Linked DNA regions of Homo sapiens: all the other regions are linked to region 3. The links are chromatin loops, found by intact Hi-C in ENCODE. Cell type or tissue: body of pancreas. All regions are shown on one strand. Region 1 overlaps INTS7 (integrator complex subunit 7). Region 2 overlaps LPGAT1-AS1 (LPGAT1 antisense RNA 1). Region 3 has its middle 29 kb from the start of NEK2-DT.

The links. A loop is a pair of places that touch in the nucleus more often than their neighbours do. Peaks named below come from ENCODE experiments on the same cell type or tissue, not always from the same donor. Only the 100,000 strongest peaks of a DNase experiment are listed, where the experiment ranks them.
Region 1: it touches region 3 in a loop (3-fold over the local background); 37 of 110 quality-filtered maps call a loop at or near these places.
Region 2: it touches region 3 in a loop (4-fold over the local background); 80 of 110 quality-filtered maps call a loop at or near these places.

What each region holds. Positions count from the first base shown.
Region 1 is chr1:211,941,835-211,949,834 of GRCh38, reverse strand. It overlaps INTS7 (integrator complex subunit 7), which reads left to right. Exons shown (of 20, transcript NM_015434.4): 18 at 3,130-3,228; 19 at 4,866-5,051; 20 at 7,724-8,000. Among named protein-coding and RNA genes, the nearest start is that of INTS7, 90 kb to the left of the region's middle. RefSeq lists an enhancer at 1,664-2,276. In body of pancreas, a CTCF peak has its summit at 4,916 (motif pointing right); a DNase peak (open chromatin) is centred at 4,794; H3K27ac peaks cover 1,972 bases.
Region 2 is chr1:211,833,843-211,841,842 of GRCh38, reverse strand. It overlaps LPGAT1-AS1 (LPGAT1 antisense RNA 1), which reads right to left. Exons shown (of 6, transcript NR_135820.1): 3 at 2,310-2,379. Among named protein-coding and RNA genes, the nearest start is that of LPGAT1-AS1, 6.9 kb to the right of the region's middle. In body of pancreas, no CTCF peak of the experiment used is centred here; no DNase peak of the experiment used is centred here.
Region 3 is chr1:211,700,415-211,708,414 of GRCh38, reverse strand. No RefSeq gene overlaps it. Among named protein-coding and RNA genes, the nearest start is that of NEK2-DT, 29 kb to the right of the region's middle. RefSeq lists an enhancer at 3,766-4,267. In body of pancreas, no CTCF peak of the experiment used is centred here; a DNase peak (open chromatin) is centred at 4,374.

The DNA of each region.
Region 1 (8,000 bases), 240 kb before region 3:
GCTAGGGATTAGAGAGATGAAATCAGAGAGGTAGCCAGTGGCCAGGTGACAAAAGGCTTTGAACACAGTATAAGGGAGCTTGGACTTTGTCCTTAGGCACAGGGGGGCTTCTTAGAAATTGTAAATGGGTAGGAGAGAGAAGTGCTTAATATAGATTGTATATTATCATATAGAAGCAAAACAGGAAATGGCTGGCAGGGTGTGGAATTAGAGGAAAGAAGAATGACTACAAGGCTTTTTCAGTAATCCAAACTAAGGAACAAATTACTAAAATGGCAGTAGGAATGAGAAAAATAGATATATATGAGAGATATTTAGTGAAAATATTTTCAAGGCTGAGTTTTTTAACTAGACATGAGATGATGGAGGCATGCCTTCCAGGTTTCCAGCTTGAATGATCAGTTACACAACTGATTGATCCTTTACTGAGAGAATATAGAGAGGTGATAGAAGATGAAGGTTTTACTTTCAAACATGTTGCTGTCTTTAGGCAGTTGGATAGTAAATACGTTGCAGTTGGAAGAAAGATGGGCTGGGATGCATATAAGGTCATCTGCACATAGAAGTTCTTAAAGTCACGGGAGTGGGGAGAATTGCCTATGAAAAACATGGATTGAGAAGAGAAGACAACAAGGAGAGCATCAGCATTTAAGGAACACACAAAAGAAGAGGCTCTTTAAAAAGAAGATGGCAAAAGGAAGAATCAGAAATAAGGGTATGGACTATTAGGTGGAATTTCATGGAAGGAAGAGCATTATCAGGTGCCACAGAAATGTCAGAAAATACAAAGACTGAAAAGTATCCATTGGATTGACAATTAAGAGAGCATTGTCCAGGCACAGTGCCTTATGCCCATAATCCCAGCACTTTGGGAGGCCAAGGCGGGTGGATCACGAGGTCAGGAGTTTGAGATCAGCCTGACCAACATGGTGAAACCCTGTCTCTACTAAAAATACAAAGTTAGCCAGGCGTGGTGGCGCATGCCTGTAATCCCAGCTACTCAGGAGGCTGATGCTGGAGAATTGCTTGAACCTGGGAGGCCGAGGGTGCAGTGAGCCGAGATTGTGCCATTGCACTCCAGCTTGGGCAACAGAGAGAGACTCCGTCTCAAAAAACAAAACAAAACAAAACAAAAAGCGTTAACGTCTTTCTGCTGGTTTACTGATCATGATACGTAATTTACATCTCCAGACATCTTAATAGTGATCTGCTAATACACCTATGGAGGTCAATACCCAAGGGGCTGTTGACCTCAGAGGCACTCCACACTTTTCCAAGAGGGTATTGCAAAATCTGCACCATTCTTTTAAAAGGCAAAATGGTGACTTTCTGCCTGAAAACAGCCTGAAGTCCCTTGTGGTCCTCTGAGTCCACGCTTCAAAGATGTTTCTCTCCTTAGACACTAGTGTGGCATCAGAGGTCCACCAAAGGTGGATGTCTCTGCAAATACTTTCCAAATTACTTGTTGCAGGAAGCTGATTAATGCTATTTTAACAGTTAAATCTGAAAAAATAGAACCAGTGTCTTTAAATCTGTGTTGTGATTATCTCAGGTAATAGACTTGGCATTTGTACTATGAGTCTGTTGGGCACAAAATGTTCAATTGCCTGAACCCAATAAGGAATGGATTTTTCTGGCTTTTAGCCTTAACACCCAACTTTAAAAAAAAAAATGTTTACAGCATGAGCAACTAGGTGACACTCTGCTTGAAAGCAGGAGCCTAGAGGGACAGACAGCATACCACATGGTGCATGCAGCAGTTTTCAACCTGTGGTGTTGGGTTTCAATCAGGCTGGTGGGAAAAATATTAGAGATAGTTATAGAAATAGACACAAATCTTCTTGGAAGGCTGAGAAGTTTGCCTAACTTCAGTAATAGATCTGGCTGAAGGCGGCCTGATCTCTTTACCTTTAAACAAATTAAAATAGTAATAAAGAAAGGCAGAGTAGTTTACCTGGCTAGCTTGTTTACTCATATAAAGACTAACCTTTGATGTACCGTGAGTGCTTAAGTGCCTTTTACTCAGAAGTCCACAATGTCAATTTCCCTCTAATGGTGTTGACTCAAGCTTTTGTTAATTAATCTTACTGAATAAATGCGAGTCTGACTAGCTGATCAGGGCCTAGTTGCAACTGTTTACAGGACTCAGCAGGAGCCTGTAAGCGGCTGGGACCCTCAGCTGGACTGGCAGAGCAGAATATCTGTGTGTCAGCATACTTTATTTATCCGTTGCTGAATCGGGTCTGCAAGAACAGACCTCCCGCAGCTAGTGCCCCCGTGAAAGGAGCGCTGCCTCACTGTGGTGACTTACGAGGCCACTGAGACGGGAGTAGACTGAGGAAGGGATAGTAGACCAAGCAGGAATGGTTCTGGTTCACCTGAAGTTAAAAGTGTTCTTATGATACTTTCAGTTTTCTTCTATTAGACTGGGTAATCTTTAAAATATCTTTGAACGCTTAAATTCTGATTTTATGACCACTTTCATTAAGGCTCAAAATATTCTCTGTGGTGTTTCTGTACCTCTGCAGTCATGCTGGGATTTTCAAAACTCAGTTAAATGTGTGAGGCAGATTTGAGAAATAAGATATTTTATTAGAGTTTCAGGATTCCCCGACTATATAGTCCTCTTTCATCTGAATTCGACCAAGTTTCCACCACTGCTTACTCTGAGGACCAATGGCCATAGAGACAAGCCACCTAATGAAAGAATGAGCCAGCTCAAAGCCAAAGTCCTGCAAAATGCTCGGGCTTCTTTACCATACTGTTTATCATACTTTGCCATGTGATAGTTACTCTATATTTTAGTATCTAATATAATTGTTTAATAATATACTGATAGTTCTGAGCGCTGTAGAAATGTGGAATTTGCCTATTGCTTGGCCTCGAGGACTGTGGATTTTCTCATTTCTGTCACTTATATTTTATTGAATATACTTCACAATAAAGTAAAAATCTGTAATGAATGATTTAGTATGTATGCACAGTTCCTGGATGTGATGCCTAGTTCTTGATTGGTATGTACCTTTGTAATAATCTATATGGGCATTTGTAGTTTTATACTGAATGTACCACTTGTTGATGAAATTTGAAAATTTATTTTTATTTGATTTAGTTTCTTTTTTCCCCCAGCACACAGCATGCCTCTGCAATGCCATCATTGCTTTGCTGAAAGTTCCCCTTTCTTTCCAGAGATATTTTTTCCAGAAACTACAGTCTACCAGCATCAAGGTAATACAGGAAGAATACTAAGGTTAATATAGGTTTTAAAACCAGGTGTCTTCTGAAGATTATGTAGGACATAGCTACACTTCAGTGTGTTACCTTTGGTTTATTGGTTTTTTTGTTTTGTTTTGTTTTTTGAGACAGAGTCTCGCCCTGTCGCCTGGGCTGGAGTACAGTGGTGTGATTTTGGCTCACCGCAACCTCCGGGTTCAAGCGATTCTCCTGCCTCAGCCTCCCAAGGAACTGGGATTACAGGCATCCACCACCTCACGCAGCTGATTTTTTTATTTTTGGTAAAGATGGGGTTTCACCATGTTGGCTAGGCTGGTCAGGAACTCCTGACCTCAAGTGATCCACCCACCTCTGCCTCCCAAAGTGCTGGGATTACAGGCATGAGCCACTGTGCCTGGCTTACCTTTGGTTTTGATAAAACCTAGTTGTAAGCCATTTCTCTCCTTTATCAAGTGGTTTGGTGAAAGAAATGAATTTGGGAGTTAAACTCTCTCCCTTTTTAATTGTCAGTGCCAAATTCTATGAGACAGGCATTTGGGTAACTGGAGCTCTGTTGTTTGTCTCTCACCTCCAGGAATAAATTAGTGATTTATCACAGTAGCCTGCAAGGATCTTGAGCTGAGTCTATTCAGACCCAACTTATAGACCCAACTTAGAATGAATCAGATCCAGTAAACTGTCACCAGTTCTTCTTCCAAAGTACTTCTGCCTTTCAGTAACATGTTTTGAGGGGCTAACCAGTGAGTAGAATTAGTATTTTGAAATATTTAAGCCACTCACAATTCAAAAGCTATTTTTGATTCAGAAAATGAAATTGTTGGAAAAGGGAGAAAATTGTCACTTCTAAGAGATCTCCTGGATTATCCCTGTTAGTTAATGTCTTCAGTAAACTTTTACATCCATGCAAATGTTTTGATTACAAATAACAGAGCATTCCATTTCAAAATGACTGGAATAATGAGGAAGATTTGACGATCTAGATAAGAAGTCCTAAAGTAGGATGTCTCCAGGGTTGATCAGTAGTTCAACAACATTATCAAAAAGACTCAAATTTCTTCCATCTTTTCATTTAGCAAGACTTGGGCTTTCTTTAATTGATGTGTTTGGGATTTTTAATACATTTTTGAAGAAAAACTAATGAGAGGTGAAAAATGTCATTTGATTCATTTGTAGATATTGACTTTTTTTATAGCACAGTGACTTCGTTGTGTAGATAATCCTGGAACTTTAAGTTCATTTACATTTGAATTTAGTTTATTTAAAATTACGTAAGACCAAAGAGACAGCTCTTAGGTAATGAAAATTTATATAATGCCTTTCCCTACTAGAAGTGGTTCATTGTCAAAGAAATGCCTCACCACAAAAATTGGGAGAATAGTGCCTTTGCTTTTTTCTAATTCTCTATTATCCTCAAATAGAACTGAGGTTTGGGATGAAAACCACAGTGATGTTTAGAAGGAGGCACTTTAAAGGTACATCTGTCTCGTTGTCCTGGCACAGTCAGGTCCTGTGGGGGTGGGGGAGTGCACAATCGAATTTGTTAACCTGTAACCAGTGATTAGCACAGACATGTTTGTCGGAAGGAAGCTTGCTCTTGGTTGTTGGCATTTATTTGAGTGTTGGCATTCCAGCTTGCTCTGTCACCATCGCCCCGGAATCCTGCAGAGCCCATTGCTGTCCAGAATAACCAGCAGCTGGCGCTAAAGGTAGAGGGAGTGGTTCAGCACGGATCTAAACCAGGACTCTTCCGCAAAATTCAGTCTGTCTGTCTGAATGTTTCTTCCACACTGCAGAGTAAATCTGGACAAGACTACAAGGTAATTTAGAAAAGAGGCAGAATTGTGATACAGGTTTTATATGAGCTCATTGATGGAAGTTTTCCAGTGTTTTTCATGGTTAAATAGATTGCAGTTATACCTCCAAAGGGATCAGATGGACATAAATTAAAAGCCCACATTGGGGCTGTAAGGGGTTGATAAACACTTCTTTTTCTCTCCCTGAACCAGTTGATAGAGACAAAGCATCCAGGCAAAGATCAAAATATGAGTTTTATTACTGTTGGAGCTGTGGGAAAACCTAACTCCAATGCCTGGCAGCAAGGCCTTTCTAACCGTAGACCCCTGAATTGGATTTTTTCACCCAGCCTCAGTCAGTACGTATGGGAGCCTGCCCCTATAAAATTTATGGCAGGGCACAGAGGACTCAGGTGCCCAAAGCAGAAGAGAAAGAGCAAGTGCTTACCTTCCCATGTCTGGTTCCTGCCCAGAAAGTCACCCATCAGCAAGACTCACCTCCTCCCTGCTAGGTCAGTAATATTAATCTAACGAAAGGTCTCTCTTACATCAGGAGGTCCCTTCAAACGTCAGAAGTTGGAAAATAAGTGTCTCCCTAACCCACCCAATCCCTCCCCACAAAAAATACACATCTATTTAGTTTTCTCCATTTTAAGTAAATTTTATCATTAAAAAAAGTATATAGCATTTCTATAAAATGATCAGATAAAGTAAAATCTTTTTTTAAGAGTGTAACCCTAGGGATTTGCTGCCTTGGGAACTCAGGATATAGGTAAGTAATAACCTGAATTAGGCTACATTGTTAGCCAGAGCTAAGATGCTGAATCTGTGCCCATGAAATGCCAGTGTTCGAGATAAAGAATGTTCCTTGCTTTAGACATTTATTTCCGATTCCCTGGTGGTTTATCCACAGTAAATGAAGCAAGGGACCAAGTCCACAGTTGTAGCAGCGAAGTTACTCAGATGCCCAGATTGGCTGTGTCCAGGTTTATTGTGGCATAGCATGGAAGGCAGGGTATCAGTGAAGGTATAAAAAGAGAGCATTTTATTATCTTTGGTGGTTTTAGGTTAAAAAGCCAAGGGAAGGTCTGGTTCTAAACTATTATTACTTTCTTAAGCCATTACTACTTTCTTAACTATGGCAAGTTCCTCTCACTTTGGCACTCTGTCCACTCTGACACGGCTGAGCCTTCATTCTCCTCTTTTCCTCTGTTTTGACTTCTGTGCCATACAGCATGGTACCTTATGTAGCCACTCAATAATTTGTGAATGATGAAAAAATTATTTACTATATTTAGAGTATAACTGTTAAAATTGGGTATCTGCTGTCACAGAAGGTTGTAATGAGAATTTACATAATTTATCCCTGTCTGCAACTCTCTCTTCACTTTGAATTTGAAACAGTAGTAACCATGATTCTCTTTGTTACTTGCATATAATTTCTACTGTTAAGAAAATAACATTCAAACCTAGAAGCTATGGTCTTCTGCTTGTTGACCTACCTCTCAAGAGGCATTGATTAAAGTCAGGAAGCTGATATAATAAGCCGAGTAATAACATGATTACTTTGCAGTGTTATTCACAGTGAGTTTGCAGCTTAAGATGCAGCCATCCATTCAGGGTGATCAGGTTCCCTAGGCCTATTTCTGGTCCTTTTAAGGAAGTTCTTTGGTTGGCATATTCTTTAGGGAAATAAAAACTGTACAAAGGCTAAATGTGAAAAAGTACCTGTACTATAAATAATTCTAAGACCTTGAATTGGTTGGTGACGTCAGTTCATTACTATTACAGGTAAATGTCTCTGGAAAAGTGACATGATAACTGCTCCTTGAGACACAAAGCTGCAGGGCACATTTATATAATTAATTACACCACAGAAACACGCACATAAACCTAGAGTAATTTGGTCAAATACACATTAAGATCACCTTTATTTGCATTCTCAGGATAAATCTGTCTCTTGACACGTTTCATCTTGGGTACAGGTAAGAGTACGTCAGCAGGTTTTATTCTGGTCTTTGAAGAACAAAGGCATGAGTGTCTGGCTAAATGAATGAGCCTATAAATCTGTGTTTTATAACATATTGTACTTCCAGTCTGAACAAAACAGTGCTTATTAAATGAGCAATGTACAAATGGTTCAGTTAATTTGTTAAAGGAGTAAGGAATCACTACATTAAGTAATAAAAATCAGACTAACTGTTGGGGGGGAACCTAACTTAAATTTGCTTAGTGTTTTGTTCTTTTTCAGTCTCTTAGGTTTTAAACTCTCTGGAACAGGTGATTTCATCCTATTTCTTCAGAATATCTCTTCACAGTCTAAAGGAAGATAGGGATTTAGAGATGGGGTTGAGTAAGCAAGGAAGAAAGGCCAGCATGTGAAGGGGCTGTCAACGGCTCTGGGAGCTCATTCTACTCAAGTAGAGTGAGGAGCATCACTTAGTAGTTCAGAGTGTAGGCCCTGGAGGTAGTCTGCCTGTGTTCAGATTCCTACTCCGTTCACTAATCATGTGACTTTGGAGACATTACTTAACCTGTCTGCCTTAGACTCCTCATCGGTGAAGCAAGGATGATAGCAGTACCTAATTTTTTATTGTCTGCATGGTCTAAATAAGCTCTTAGAACAGGGCCTAACTCATAGTAAGCACTGAAGAAATGTTAGCCATTGTTGTTAGTTAACAATTGTTTCATTGCAGATACCCATTGACAACATGACCAATGAGATGGAGCAAAGGGTTGAACCTCATAATGATTACTTCAGTACTCAATTTCTGTTGAACTTTGCTATCCTTGGAACACACAACATTACAGTGGAATCTTCTGTGAAAGATGCCAATGGTATAGTATGGAAGACTGGTCCCAGAACTACCATATTTGTAAAATCCCTGGAAGACCCTTATTCCCAGCAAATTCGCTTACAACAGCAGCAAGCCCAGCAGCCATTACAGCAGCAGCAGCAACGCAATGCCTACA
Region 2 (8,000 bases), 130 kb before region 3:
GACAACAAAGGATTTAGAATATTACATAACTTAGTTGATAAAGCAGCGTCAGGGTTTGAGAGGACTGACTCCAATTTTTAAAGAAATTCCACTGCGAATAAAATGCTATCTAACAGCATAGCATGCTACAGAGAAAGCTTTCATGAAAGGAAGAGTCAATCAATACTGCAAAATTCATAGCTGTCTTATTTTAAGAAATTGCCACAGCACCTCAACCTCCAGCAACCATCACTGTGATCAACCAGTAGCCATCAACATGGAGGCAAGACCCTTCACCAGCAAAAAATTACAGCTTGCTGAAGACTCATAACTGTTAGCATTTTTCAACAATAAAGTATTTTAAAATTTTTTAGACATAATGCTACTTTACACTTAATAGACTACAGCGTAATGTAAACATAGCTTTTATATGCACTGGGAACAAAAAATATTTTATCACTCGCTTTATTGCAGTGGTTTGGAACCAAAATTGCATTATCTCAGAGGTATGCTTGTACTTTGGATAAAGAAAAATCCTCTTATATAGACCCCAGTGTTTTAGTGCTCAAGAGTAAATAAATTAGAGTAGTCCTATGTAGAATTTGAATCCAGATCTCACTCTTGTACTTGAGTTAATCCATGCAGTCTTAGAAGCAGCATTTCCATCTCTCACCATGACCTGCCAATTTTACCCCTAAATTTCTCTCAAGCCCATCCTTTTTCCCTCAACTCCACCGTCATCACCCTAGCCCAAGCTACCATCCTCTCTTGTCTGGATACTGCAATAATCTCCTAACTGTCTTATCAATTGCACTCCTTCCTTCCTACAGCTAGTTTTCTGTAAGACAGCCAAAATGTAATATTTAGGAAAAAATCAGATCATATAACTGTGAGGGTGACCAATCCCTTGGTTTGCCTGGGGCTGTTCCAATTTTAGCACTGAAAGTCTCACATCCCTCAGTCCTAGGCAAACTGGGATGGTTGGGCACCCCAGGATTCTGCTCAAAACCTGCCAGCACCTTCCAGTCATCCTTGGAATAAAACCCTTTATGATGGTCTGTGAGGCCCCATAGAGTGTATCTCTTGCCTACCTCTCCAGCTCATCTCAGACTAGGATCCCCTTGGACTCACCACTGTGGGTGCACTGGTTTTATCTTAATTTTGAGAATTCATTGTGATCTTTTTCACCACATGGCCTTTGCCCTTCATTTCCCTTCAGAGGATGTACTTTCTGCCTCTCTTAGTTAACTCAGGTTCATCCTTCACATCCCAGCTTAATTGCAATTCACTACATTAGGTTCCTCTAGTACAAGCTCTCAGAATATTCTGTTCCTTTCCCTCAGGTCACGTGCCTCAGTTTGTCATTCTATAATTTTCCATTAGTAGTTTTATGTCTGACTCCCATACCAGCCTGTAAACTCTTTGAGTGTAAGAACCATGTGTGTTTTGTTTATCACTGTGGATTTGACTCCTAGAATGTGCCTGGCACATATAAAAAGGGGTTCAATAAATATCCACTTCAGTTCCACTGCTAATGTCACAGGTCAGACTTGAGATTTCTGAAGCATTTCCCTGCCTCTAATCTATTCACCTTCCAAATCATAATACCCATTAGTGTCATGGTAATCTTATAGATGTGGATGCCCTGTATATTTCCACAGATATCACTGTGTCCCATACTGGTCTGCTGATCTGCCCTTGTATATAATTAGAAAAGGTACATTTATTAAGAGTATACTATGCACCAGCACTGTGCTAAATACTTTATAAATTTAATATAATTTGCACCTCACAATCACCCTTGAGGGACATTCTTCCTATTTTACATGCGAGGAGACAAAGGCTTAAAGAGATTAGGTAACTAATCCATTACCACATAGAGTTTGTAAGAGATGCAACCAGAATGGTACCTGATGCATAAACCCTTGCATTTTTGTCTTTCAATTGCATGTTTTATTAGTTATAATTAGGCTTGGCTGTACATGACAAGAAAGTCCAAAGTACAATAGTGGCTTAAGTGGGATAGAAAATTACCTCTCTCTCATGGTTTTCCTCTGGTCTCTCCTGTTAAAGAGACCAGAGGAAAGCAGTTCAGGATTAGGATGACCTGATCATCAGGGATCCACACACGTGTTGTTTGCTCTCCCTAGCTTGACTTCCACCTTCAGGTCCAAAATGGCTACCTGGGCTCCAGTTTCCTCATCCCTATTTAGTTAACAGGAAAAAGGAAGATGTGTCCCTCATCCTCTAAGGATACCCTAGAGAAGTCACAGCTGACACTTCTGTTTATATTTCATTGGCCAGATTATAATCATATGATCAGATCTTACTGCAAAAGATGCTGAGAAATACAGTCCATGCTTTTGTTGTCCATAGGCTGAGCTTAAAAAAAAAATCCTCCTATAAGGAAGAAAGAAAGAATGGACATTAGGGGAAATAACAGCATCTGCCAAACACACGCTAGAGCAGGTTCTACTTATGACTTTCAAAATTATCTACAATTTAGTTTCATCCTACATAATGTTCTAGTTTTCCACCTCTCAGTCATTTTAAACCATTGCCACAATGGGCCACTCACCTCTCTGTTTCCCAGACATATCAAACTCATTTTCTATTTTACTCTCCTTGCTTTTTCTCCTACTTGGGAGGGCTTCCTGTCAACCTACATAAATTCTACCCACACTTTACTGATTAGCTCATTTTAGAGGAGGTTATCCTCTAAAAGTTTCCTCTATGTTAGCTTTCTGTCCCCCAAATAGAATGGAAAAAGCAAAGTTGTGGGTACATAGCAAGCACCTAATAAATACTTACTGATTAATATATAAAATAGCCTTACTTAACTCCTTTAATTCTTATGTGGAACACTGCTTTATTCAGGATTTTTCAGTGTTAGTTTACACCAGGGGACTTGTGTAGTCCCTCTCCCCTTCTCTTGTGAAAATACAGGCACCTAATGAATATTTATTAAGTACATGTTTGATTTTATTTTATTGTTTTTGGAGACAGGTTCTCCCTCTGTTGCCCAGGCTGAACTGCAGTGGTGCAATCATGGCTCACCGCAACCTCAAACTCCTAGGCTCAAACACTTCTCCTGCTTCAGCCTCCCCAGTATCTGGGACTACGGGTGCATGTCACCATGCTGAGCTAATTTTTTGTAGAGACAGGATTTCGCTATGTTGCTCAGGCTGTTCTCAAACTCTTGGCCTCTCAAAGTGCTGGGATTACAGGTGGGAGCCATCACACTCCACCATTAAGTACATGTTGAAAGCCCCCATTGTTCCAGGTTATCCACTTAGAGCTCTCACTTGGTTTCAATTTCTGAATCGATGTGGTGGTATTTGCTATATTGTAGGGCACTACTTCTCAAACTTTATATGCATACAGATCACCTAGGAATCTTATTAAAATGCAGATTCTGATTCAGGAGATCCAGGGTGGAGCCTGAGATTCTGTATTTCTAAAATATCCTAGGTGGGGCTGGGTGCAGTGGCTCATGCCTGTAATCCCAGCACTTTGAGAGGCCAAGGCAGGAAGATCGCTTGAGGCCAGGAGTTTGAGATCAGTTTGGGCAAAACCCTGCCTCTACCAAAAAAACAAAAAACAAAAAACAAAAAACAACAACAACAAAAAACATGCAATTAGCCACGCATGGTAGTGTGTGTGTCTGTTGTCCCAGATACTTGGGAGGCTGAGGTGGGAGGATCACCTGAGCCCAGGAGGCAGAGGTTGCAGTAAGCTGAGATCACACCACTGTACTCCAGTACACCACTGGATAACAGAGTGAAACCCTGTCTCAATAAATAAATAAACTTAAATATAAATAAATAAAAAATAAATAAAATAAAATATCCAAGGTGATGCCAATGTTGGCAGATGTAAATAGCAAGGCTGTGGAGATCCTCAGATTATCTGCCCCAGATCACATGAAGATGCATTTTAAAGCAAAAGATCCCTGGATCTCACTTCAGACCTATGGGATCAGAATCTCTGAGATGGGACCCCAGAATCTGCATTTTAGCAAACTCTCTAGTAGATCTTCATATACACTAATATCTGAGTTTAAAAAGAACCCTAGATGATTTTTATGATTAGGCCTGTTTATGAGTAGGCAGCTTTTCGAAATAATGCCATTCAGTTCAGCATAACATGGAGTAACTGAAACTACCAAAACTTAAGAAACTGAACAATGTATTAATATAACTTGAATGGTTCTAAGTTTTTTTAAATCCCATACTTTAAGCTGCAGCATTTTAGCATCACTCTTTTGCCCATAGCTTTGTTTGATTCATAGCACTTAGAGCAGGAGAACCTCCCCCGCCCCACTTTGGGATTTCTCATGGCTGTAGGCTTCCCAGCAGCTGGTTCCAAATTAATTCAGATCTCTACTTCAGCTTATGCTTTGAAGATAAAATTTAAGAGAAACAAAAGGTTTGAAATTGTGTTTCATAAAATATTTCTTGAAGACATTTCAAGAGAAAATCACTTGTAAAGAAATTCTTTCCTTAACCTTATTCTTATTTCTTTTAACCAATAAGTACCTGCTTACTTAAGGGAGTTATTGATAGCATCTAACAAGATTGTGTGTGTGTGTGTGTGTGTGTGTGTGTGTGTGTGTGTGTGTGTGTGTGTGTAAGAACTTTGTCAACTGAAAAGCACTGGAGAAATGCAAGGTGGCATGACTTTCATTACAACAGAGTATTAGCCAATAGGCTTAGCCCCAAAATGATAAATTAATCTTAAACATACAGTTGGAGTAGGAACAGAGAGAAAAGTTCTGCTCAAATCCCTTACGATTTAAGCCGATGTGATGAGAAGCATGGAAAGAGCCAAGCTATACGACAGAAGGCTTGGATAAGAGGGGGAAATTTAACCCAGGTAAGGACAACTAATATGGTTTAGAGGAAACATTAAACACCACTATCAACCCTGAATGTCTTGTTAATCTCTGATACATCAGATCATCAGGGAATAGGTAGAGCAGATCAAAACGTGGGGAGGGAGGGGAGCAGGGAGGCTGGATCTCTGTAACCTAAGGGACTGTATGGGGACCCAGGAGTCAGGAGACCACACGTAGGGCCACCAACCATTTGCCAGGACTGAGGAATTTCCTGGGATGCGGGACTTTCAATAGTAAAACTATGGGTAAAGTCCTGGGTAAGCCAGGATGAGCTGGTCACCTCGATACCATGCCAACTTGATTTCTGGTCTACTCTATGATGAACAAGCTGCATAAGTTCTCCACAACTTATTTTCCCCGTTCATAAGTGGAATTACTCTGTGTTCCTTTCCTTCCTTCTTTCCTTCTTTATTTCTTTCTTTTTTTTGAGAGAGAGATTTGAGAGAAGAGTCTCGCTCTGTCACCCAGGCTGGAGTGCAGTAGCATGATCTTGGCTCACTGCAACCTCCACCTCCCAGGTTCAAGCAGTTCTCATGCCTCAGTCTTCTGAGTATCTGGGATTACAGGCATGTGCCACCACAGCTGGCTAATTTTTGTATTTTTAGTAGAGATGGGGTTTACCATGTTGCCCAGGCTGATTTCGAACTCCTGGACTCAAGTGATTTGCCCACCTCAGCCTCTCAAAGTGCTGGGATTACAGGCGTGAGCCACCACATCCCGCCCTGTCTTCCTTTTCTACAAAAAAGAAAAAAAAATTCCTTTCTCTTGTCAAATACCACTAAATTACACCACCCCAACACTAGAACAAAGATGTTCCAATTATTTTTTTTTTTAACTTGTTGGGGGCCGGGTGCGGTGGCTCACGCCTGTAATCCCAGCACTTTGGGAGGCTGAGGTGGGTGGATCACGAGGTCAGGAGATCAAGACCATCCTGGCTAACAGGGTGAAACCCCGTCTCTACTAAAAATACAAAAAAATTAGCCAGGCATAGTGGCGGACGCCTGTAGTCCCAGCTACTCAGGAGGCTGAGGCAGGAGAATGGCGTGAACCCAGGAGGCAGAGCTTGCAGTGAGCCAAGATTGCGCCACTGCACTCCAGCCTGGGTGAAAGAGCAAGACTCTGCCTCAAAAAAAAAAAAAAAAAAAAAAAAAAAAAAAAATATATATATATATATATATATATATATATATTTGTGGGGAAATTCAGAAACTTAGGTACTTAGGAGATAAAAGTTTCCAGAAGTTAGGGGCTTGCTGTCAATGATAGGACTTGAAGTTACAACATGAAAGAAAGCTTGAGATGTGAGATTCAGTGGTCTCCTGGAGATGCAGGTGAGGACAGAGGAACAGGGTAGAAATCAGGGCAAATAGCTTAATCTCCCCATTTGTACAACGTGGGTAACAATACGGTCCTTTTAAAGTCATTGTGGGTTAGGTGCGGTGGCTCATGCCTGTAATCCCAGAACTTTGGGAGGCTGAGGCAGGTGGATCTCCTGAGTTCAGGTGTTCAAGTCCAGCCTGGGCAACATGGCAAAACCCTGTCTCTACAAAAAATACAAAAAAATTAGCTGGCCGTGGTGGCATGCATCTGTAGTCCCAGCTACTTGGGAGGCTGAAGTGGGAGGATTGCTTGAGACTGGGAGGTGGAGGTTGCAGTGAGCCGGAGATCAGGCCACGGCACTCCAGTATGGGAGACAGAGCGAGATCCTGTCTCAAAAAAAAAAAAAAAGTCATCGTGAAGATTAAATGAATTAATGTATGTAAAGCACCAAGAACATGGCCTGGATTGTTGAAAGTGATCAATAAGTGCCAGTGATTATTATTATTTTAACGTAATATTTTGAATCTTATGTTATGAAAATGCAAGTTTAAATCTGAACTATGTCTTTTTTTTTGAATTTGCTTTTTTTTGGCATTTTAAAATTCTATTCTAAATGTTAGGATTCTTTTTTTTTTTTTAATACTTTAAGTTTTAGGGTACATGTGCACAACGTGCAGGTTTGTTACATATGTATACATATGCCATGTTGCTGTGCTGCACCCATTAACTCATCATTTAGCATTAGGTATATCTCCTAATGCTATCCCTCCCCGCTCCCCCCACCCCACAACAGTCCCCAGTGTGTGATGTTCCCCTTCTTGTGTCCATGTGTTCTCATTGTTCAATTCCCACCTATGAGTGAGTGAACTATGTCTTATTCATAGGTGTACTATGTGATTTTATAGGTTCTGTGAGTAGAAGAACTTGCCAAAATATCCTTCTCCAAAACATCTTACAAATATACTCATCCATTACAATACCTGATAATCTGCCAGCAGAAATACATTAAGGCTTTGGGGGTTTTAGTTTCTGTATAAAATACTAATGCTTTAGGAAGAGAGTTCTCTCTTCCATTTTTTAGCCATAAGCCCCTTGTCATGGATTAGCTGACCACACCAGGAAGGGGAGATAAGGATTGAGCCAAGGAAACATAACATTGGACAGGTGAGAAAGAAGGTTCTAGCTTAGAGTATTATCTGTTTGGGGAGCAGGGGGAGGCCTCATGTGGAGTCTTCAGGGCCCTTTGGAAACTAGGGATAATTTTAGCCTTAAGAAGGGAAAAGAGAAGCTAGCCGAACAGGAGAGGAGCATGGAGGAGACACAATTGTTTACTTTATAGTATTGTTTAGGGTCAATCATGTTAATAAAAAGAATTGCTGAAATGGCTGAGAGTTGCAGTCAAGTCTGGAGGATTTTTTTTTTCTTTGAGACAGAGTCTTGCTCTGTCGCCCAGGCTAAAGTACAGTGGCATGATCTAGGCTTACTGCAACCTCTGTCTCCCAGGTTCAAGCAATTCTCGTGCCTCAACCTCCCGAGTAGCTGGGATTACAGGCGGGTGCCATAACGCTCGGCTAATTTTTGTATTTTTAGTAGAGGCAGGTTTTCGTCATGTTGGCCAGGCTGGTCTCAAACTCCTGACCTCAAGTGATCTGCCTGACTCAGCCTCCCAACGTGTTGGGATTACAGGTGTGAGCCACCACACTCAGCCAAGTGTGGATGATTTGGCTCACCCTATCTGAAAAATTTTAAGGTTATAAGCCCTGGAGCATTTTATATAAAATAATTATTGACATGAATATAGAAG
Region 3 (8,000 bases):
CTTAAGACTAGCCTTAGAATTCTTTTTCGCATTAATCAAAACTTTACAGAGGAGATAAACACTGATTTATTTCATTTTTTTTTAACCATTCATTCAACTGTTTGCACAGAGAGAGAGAAGCCAGAAATCTGACTGGTAAGAAATTCTTACCCTTTTGTCAGCATGCCAGGCTTCTGCGTTCCCTTTCTCTGAGTAGCCCTAGTGATCCAGCTTGAGGCACCATCACCCTGAGGGCCAAGTTGCATCATAAAGGAAAATTATTTTTTTTCATTCTGGCCATCGCAAAATACGTGTGATAAAACATAGACATTATCCACTCTGCGTAGCACCCAATATCAAACTGGCAAGGGCTAAATTTGCCCCCAGATAGGCCCCGTCATCTTTAATCCAGCCTCTGGCTTGGAGTTTCAACACGTGGTCTCTGGGCAAGATGGTTGCACTGAGTAACAGGAAAGATAGGAAAGGAAAAGTAGAGAAGGAAAGTATTGGCTGTGGCAGGGTGGGGAAGGTGAAGAGCTTAGGAAGGCCAGAGAAAGACCCACTCATTGCAGCCGACAATGAAAAGTTCAGGTGGCCGCTTGTCGGTAGCAAAGGGATCTTTCCCAGCAATCCCATCAGCTCTCAAGTTTCCCCGTTTAGGGAGGAAAAAGCTGCCAAAGTCCCACGATCCTGTACCTGCCTACCCCCGTCATCCACGGCTATCAGCAAAGAGTGCAAGGCAGATTAATTAGCAGTAATCTGTTTTTAGCCGAGAGGAACTTTACTTAGAGGGGCCTCTAACCCCGTAAACCTTAAAAGGGACTCTAACCCTCCTAAGTTGGGCCTCTAACCCGAGGTTGGTAAAGTGTCCTTGCCTTTTATTAAGAGGGGCCTCTAACCCACTCTGTCTTAGGAGAGACTCTAACCCCCCTAAGTTGGGCCTCTAACCCAATCCCATTCTTTACCCAGGTACCCCACCACTTACCCGAAGTCCTCCAATCAGTGCAACAGTCTATTTCCTTTGGGTCGGGGGTCTCCTCAGTATTGTCCCCTTTGTGGTCCAAGAGAAAGATGTTATTGGACCCCACCACTTACCCCAAGTCAGCCTTTGGGTCGGGGGTTTCTGCTGTATAGTCGCTTCTGTGGTCACCAGAAACATCTTACCAGAAGGGGGTATCGATCCAGACCCCAAGAGAGGGTTCTTGGATTTCACGCAAGAAAGAATTCAGGGCGAGTCCGCAGTGCAAAGTGAAAGCAAGTTTATTAAGAAAGTAAAGGAATAAAAGAATGGTTACTCCATAGACAGAGCAGCCCTGAGGGGTGCTGGTTGCCCATTTTTATGGTTATTTCTTGATGATATGCTAAACAAGGGGTGGATTATTCATGCCTCCCCTTTTTAGACCATATAGGGTAACTTCCTGATGTTGCCATGGCATTTGTAAACTGTCATGGTGCTGGTAGGAGTGCAGCAGTGAGGACGACCAGAGGTCACTCCCGTTGCCATTTTGGTTTTGGCAGGTTTTGGCTGGCTCTTGTACTGCAACCTGTTTTATCAGCAAGGTCTTTATAACCTGCATTTGTACTGACCTCCTATCTCATCCTGTGACTTAGAATGCCTTAACCATCTGAGAATGCAGCCCAGTAGATGTCAGCCTCATTTTACCCAGCTCCTATTCAAGATGGAGTTGTTCTGGTTCACACGCCTCTGACTTCCCAGCCTGCAGAACCGTAAGACCTCTGTTCTTTATAAAGTACCCAGTCTCAGGTATTCTGTTATAGCAGCACAACACAGACTAAGACGTCTCCAAACTGGTCTGTGTCTCCTCCTTTGGGACAGGATGAACCTGAGAACCCGATATGTTGTCCCAACAACTTGACAACCTCCCAGGGAATTCTTAGAAGGTGCTGAGGAAAACCCATTTCTGTGTCCTCTGACAAGGCTGTGCCTGGGCCCCAAGTGGGGGAAGCAGGTGTGTCCGTGAGTCAGTTGCACCATGCAACCAGCCCTGGAAGTCTTTTTTTTTTTTTTTTTTGAGACAGTCTCTCTCTATCACACAGGCTGGAGTGCAGTGGCGTGATCTCAGCTCACTACAACCTCCACCTCCCAGGTTCAAGCAATTCTCCTGCCTCAGCCTTCTGAGTAGCTGGGATCACAGATGTGCACCACAATGCCCAGCTAATTTTTGTATTTTTAGCAGAGACAGGGTTTCGCCATGTTGCCCAGGCTGGTCTCAAACTTCTGTCCTCATGTGACCCACCTGCCTCAGCCTCCCAAAGTTCTGGGATTGCAGGCATGAGCCACTGAGCCCTGTAGGCCCTGGAAGTCTTATAGACACAGGAGGATTCCTCCAGTATCACTCAGTTAAAACTTCAGTACAGAGGAGTGGGGTGGACAGAATGTGCATGTTCTGGAAATTAGCTCAGTGCATTTGCAAGCCTCCCTTGGCCTTTCTGACCTGCCTGTGCAGCTGTCCTCTGCAGTGGCACAGCTGAGAGCTTTATTACAGCTTAGAGCAACCTCCTATTTGGGTAAACAAATAGGGATGCTTAAAGGGACAAACGAATCAAGAAGTCAAAGAGGCAAGACACACTCGGCTTTTCTGGCACATGAATCCCTGGAGTGCTGAGGCTCTTCCATGGAAAACTCTATGGCACTCTGCCCTTCACACATACCTATTTAGCACGTCACTCTCCTGTGCCCTCTTCTCCCCACAAAGCCAACACCCTTGTTTAGATCATGCATGAGGCACTGATTTTGAACTGTCTGGTGTTGTGATGACAGTTTGCAAATGTAGCCTGATCGTAGGTTGCAGTTCCTGGAGCAAGTTGAGGCCCAGATTCCTGACAACTCTTGTCCTATAAGCCCTCGGGCTAAGGAGGTGCTGAGCCAGGAAGCATCTCCGGCCTCACCAGTTCTGCTTGGTGGGCAGAGAGCACAGGGCCAGGCAGGCAGCCAGCTCAAGAAAGGGCTATGGTTATACTGAGGTTTGCTTGATAACCTCCTAATGCTCCAATGTTTAGGCTAAGTAGGCCTGTTCTCCATAAGCACACAGGAGAATTATCATTCTAATAAAATAATAACTAGCTAATGTTTATGGAACTTGTACTAGGTCCCAGGCACTTGACATGCATTACCTAATGTAATCTTTGCAATTTTAGAAGTCAGTACTAGAAGTTAGGTGCTATTTTTATGTCCTTATTAAAGATAAGAGAAATGGACCCGGAACAGTGGCTCATGCCTGTAATCCCAGCACTTTGGGAGGTCCAGGTGGGTGGATCATTTGAGGTCAAGAGTTCGAGACCAACTTGGCCAACAAGGTGAAACTCTGTCTCTACTAAAAAGACAAAAATCAGCTGGGTGTGGTAGCGCGCCTGTGATCCCAGCTACTTGGGAGGCTGAAGCAGGAGAATTGCTTGAGTCCAGGAGGCAGAGGTTGCAGTGAGTTGAGATCATGCAACTACACTCCAGCCTGGGTGACTGGGCAACACAGCGAGACGCCGTCTCAAAAAAAAAAAAAAGATAAGAGAACTAAGCCTCAGTAAGTGGAAGGCCAGTTCTTAAACTGGAGTCTGCTTATCCCCAGAGCCATGTTTGTACCCTGTCCCAGGCTTCTCAACTTCCAGGAGCATCAGCATCCTGCATCAGTGGCCCCCAGAGGGCATGGTGAAGCCACCTGCTGAGCCCTCCCAGTTCCTGAATCATTAGGTCTGCATGGGGCCAGATTCGCCTTTCTTAAAAGCTCAGGCAGTACTGCTGGTCTGGCACCCACCCTTTGAGAGCACTGTGCTGCACTACACTTGGGGTCCCAAGCTTCCTGCAGAGACCACCTGGGGCTTTTACAACCCTCTAGTGTTATCACTGTTTGGTCTTTATCCAGGAAATCCACTCCCTAAAGGGTGTCATGCATCCCTGCCACTTCAGCCAGAGCATCCCTCAGTCATCTGCCAAAAACACTGCTGCAGTGGGGACAGGCACAAACTAATGCTCACATCTGTGCTCAAGATGCATGTTTTGCAACCGGCAGAACACTTAACAGCACAATGAGGCTCTTCTACACCTGAGTGGTCTTTGTCCTCACATGGAAGCACAGGCTTCACAAACAGGCCAGAGGCAAAGTCAGGGTTAGCTGGGCGATGAAGACAGCCAGCTAATTGCTCTTGCATCCACTTGCTGTCATGGGCAGCACTTAACCACCATTGTCATTTTACGCTGATGTCAGTATTGTTTAATCAGTGACCTTTCCTCCCACTGTAATGAATATTCCGCAAGGACATGGCTCTTTTCTGTCTTGTTCGCGCTGTGTGCCCAGCAACTGGACCAGCAGCTGGCATACAGGTGTGGGCAAGAGAATGTGTTGGGTGAACGAAAAAACAAATGCACAGGTGGACAAAGAAATATGAGTAAGTGAATAAACAAGTGCAGAGCCAGTCACGGGCAGATCGTGGAGTAGGGACACATGTGACTTGCTGGGAGCAGCTGCAAAATTTGGCTGGATAGAGAAACCACAAGGGGAAGCTGGGAAACTCAGCTTCCCCTCCTTCCTTCTGAAAGAGGCCCCCTTTTCACAGGTGTGAAAGGTGTAACGCTCTGCGTCCTGCCCACACAGTAATCTGGACAGAGATGCATTCGTTTGCTTGGATTGCAGTAACATAGTAGCACAGAATGGAATGGGAGGTTTACATAACAGACCTTTAGCGTTTCACAGTCCAAGAGGCTGGAAGTCCAAGATCAAGGTGTCAGCAGCGTGGGTTCCCTCTGCGGGCTGTGAGGGAGAAATCTGCTCCAGTCCTCTCCCCTAGCTTTTGGTGGTTTGCAGGCAAATCTTTGGAGTTCCTTGGCTTGGAGACGAATCATCTCAATCTGTCTTCATCTTTACATGGGGTTGTGTGTGTGTGTGTGTGTGTCTGTAGCCAAATTTCTCCTTTTCATAAGGACACCAGTCATATTGGATTAGGGGCCTATCCTATTCCAATATGATCTCATCTTAACTAAATACATCTGCAAAGACCCTATTTCCAAATAAAAGTCATATTGAGAAGTACTGAGGGCTAGGATTCCAACATATCTTTTCTGAGGGACAAAATTCAACCCATAACAGAGGTATAGTTAGTAGTTGTGCTTCTAGGCAAAATTTACAAACATAGGTCTTTTCCCTTAGTTTCTGGAGGCCTTCTGTTGAATGGCTTTTCGTCTGTTAGGAAGCTGTGTTGGAAGCAGTGGGAAGCTGTGACCTGTGAGGCCTGCTGAGAAGGTCGTGGGAGGCTCCTGTTCTCCATAGCTCTTTACCTTTAGGCTGTGTGAGCAGGGACTATGTGTCCCAGGCAGCGCATTTACTGTGGGAAATTTTATTTTTTTTTTGAGATGGGGTCTCGCTCTGTCACCCAGGCTGGAGTGCAGTGGCGCACACCCAGGAATTTTTATGCAGCTGCAGCTGTTCCCTGGACAGGTAGATAAGGACTGAGGGCCTGAGGGGCCAGGTAAAGCCCCCTGGCTCAGGTGCTGCAGGTCCTGGACACAGCTGTCCTCCGAGGAGGCTGCCTCAGAGAGCCTTGCTTGCTGCACTCGTGGCGAGAGCAAAAGTGGCCAGAGGAATGGCTTCTCCTCCAATTTTGGACTTCCCTTTCTGGGCCTGTCCCATCGTGGGTACAAATTATAACCCCCTCCCCCCTACCCCGCCACTACCTCTTTCATTTGGCACAGAAAGAAAGGAAGGTCATTTCTGGGAAATGGACCCAGCTGGGCCAGGTTGAGCTGCTGCTGTCTGGTACCTATCTTTCCTCATGCCCTAGGGGCCCTATTTCAGTCCCTTTCACCACCCCCCATCTCTTCCTTCCAAGACAATCACAGTGGGCAGTGTTTATACTTGCACAGGATTGCGGGGAGAAGAGGACACCTCTAATTTGCTCCTCTATTCTAATTTTCTTTCTCATTCAATTAGGCTAAAAAAAACCCTCACTTTTAACACTGTTAACAACAGCTCCTAATGAAAGCAGCAGCCAATAATTACATAAATCATTTATTGGAGAGCTATTTTAGATTCCTCATTTAATGAATGTTGCAGAATTTAGCTGGTTTCAGATTCATCAGAATAGGAGCTTGGCAAAGTCATGAAGATAGAGACCCCCTCCCCGCACACTCTGTTTCGCTGGTGACTGTCCGCCTGTGACCCTCTGCTCACCTCACTCTACCCTGCAGGCTCCCCTCCACCTGCCCCTCCAGACACCTCCTCCTCACTCACCTCTGTGGCTTCCACTGTCATTACCTGTTGGTGACCCCAGATCTCTAATGTCTTCTTCCCAGATCATCTATCCATTGTCTACAGGAGTTTCCAGTCAGAAGGCTGCAGGAATGACATCCTCCTCCCCAGACCTGCTCCTCCCTCCTCCTTATCGCAAGTTACATTATTCACTCGCCTGGTTGCTTGTCCAGACAACTGAAGTTCAGAGAGGTTAAAACACTTGCCCAGAGGCACACAACTAGTGAGTTATGGTAAAGCAGAGATTTGGACCCAAGTCTGACTGTTTGCAAAGCCCATACTAGTGCCAGCATGCTGTGCCGCCTTACTGATGAGGTGAGCACGTCAGCTCCTTTCCACACCTCATGCTATTCCAAGCGCTGGCTCTATACAAGGTAATCGAACTGACAAACCAAAACTACCCATTTGTGATGTGCCAAGCTGTGTTCCAGGTGTTGGGATCCCAAGTTGTCTAAGACACAGTCTTGCTCTCTAAGACTCAGAGAGAAAAAAAAAAATTGATCATGGCCATTTAGTGTCTTCCGTGCTTTGACAGAGGTAAGTACATGTGCTTGTGCTCAGGGAACACACGTAAGAGCACCACCTACCTCGCACCTTGGGGATCAGGGAAGGATCCCCAGGAGGTGAGCCGTGAGTTGGGTTTTGAAGGTCAAGTAGGAGTTAGCCAGAAAACAAGGTCTTGGGTAGATGAGAAAAACAGTTTCTTTACACCCACACAACATTTCTGACACCAGAGGTCTGGGTTATTTCCCCCAGTGACCAATTCTCCAACACCAACTGGGTGTCCTACAATTTAATTCTGACACTATCAAGCTGCAGCTCCTGTCAGATCCCACACTTTCAGGGCTCAGTCCCACCAGACTGCCCCCATTGCAGATGCCAATGGCAAGTCTGGGTCTCAGGTATTTCTGACCAAACAGCTATAAGTTAGCGGTTCCAATGGCCCCCTCCCTTGGGCTCAATAATTTGCTAGAATGGCCCACAGATTCAATGGCCCACAGATCTCAGAGAAACACTACATTTACCAGCTTATTATAAAGGACACAACTCAGGAACAGTTAGATGGGAGATGGATAGGGCGAGGTAGGGGTGGGGCAGGGGGTAGGGCTTCCACGTCCTCTCTGGGCACCCACCCTCCAGCACCTCCATGTGTTCTGTAGTCTAGAAGCTCATCAGATCTCACTGTTCAAGAGTTTTCACAGACCTCAAAATCCAGCACCCAACTCCCATTCCCAGAGGCTGAAGGGTGGGTGGGGCAGGTGAGGGTGCAGTTTGAAATAATATATATTGATGATGCTCCAGCAGTTTTAAGCAAAATCTTGAGCCATTTATGTCCAGAATTTTTGACAAACAAAACCAGACAAAACAACCAATCCCACAAAACAAAACTAAACAAAACTAAACAAAAACCAACCAGCCAAACAACCAAACCCAACCAAAAAACCCTAGAATTCATTGTTTTGCGATGCACTGTCACACTGAATCATGCCTGTAACTGATGTTCTAGAAGAGTTCAGTTTCCTCTAAGGGTAATCAGTTATGTGATAAAGAGGTGTTAAATACTTGGTGATGATTTAAAATCCAATCTTAATTTGGTCCCACCTTGAGATCTGTTCATCTTTTTTTTTTTTTTTTTTTTTTTTTTGAGACAGAGTCTCGATCTATCTCTCAGGCTGGAGTGCCGTGCAGTGGTGCAATCTTGGCTCACTGCAGCCTGGACCTTCTAGGCTCAAGAGATCCTCCTTCCTCAGCTCCCCTGAGTAG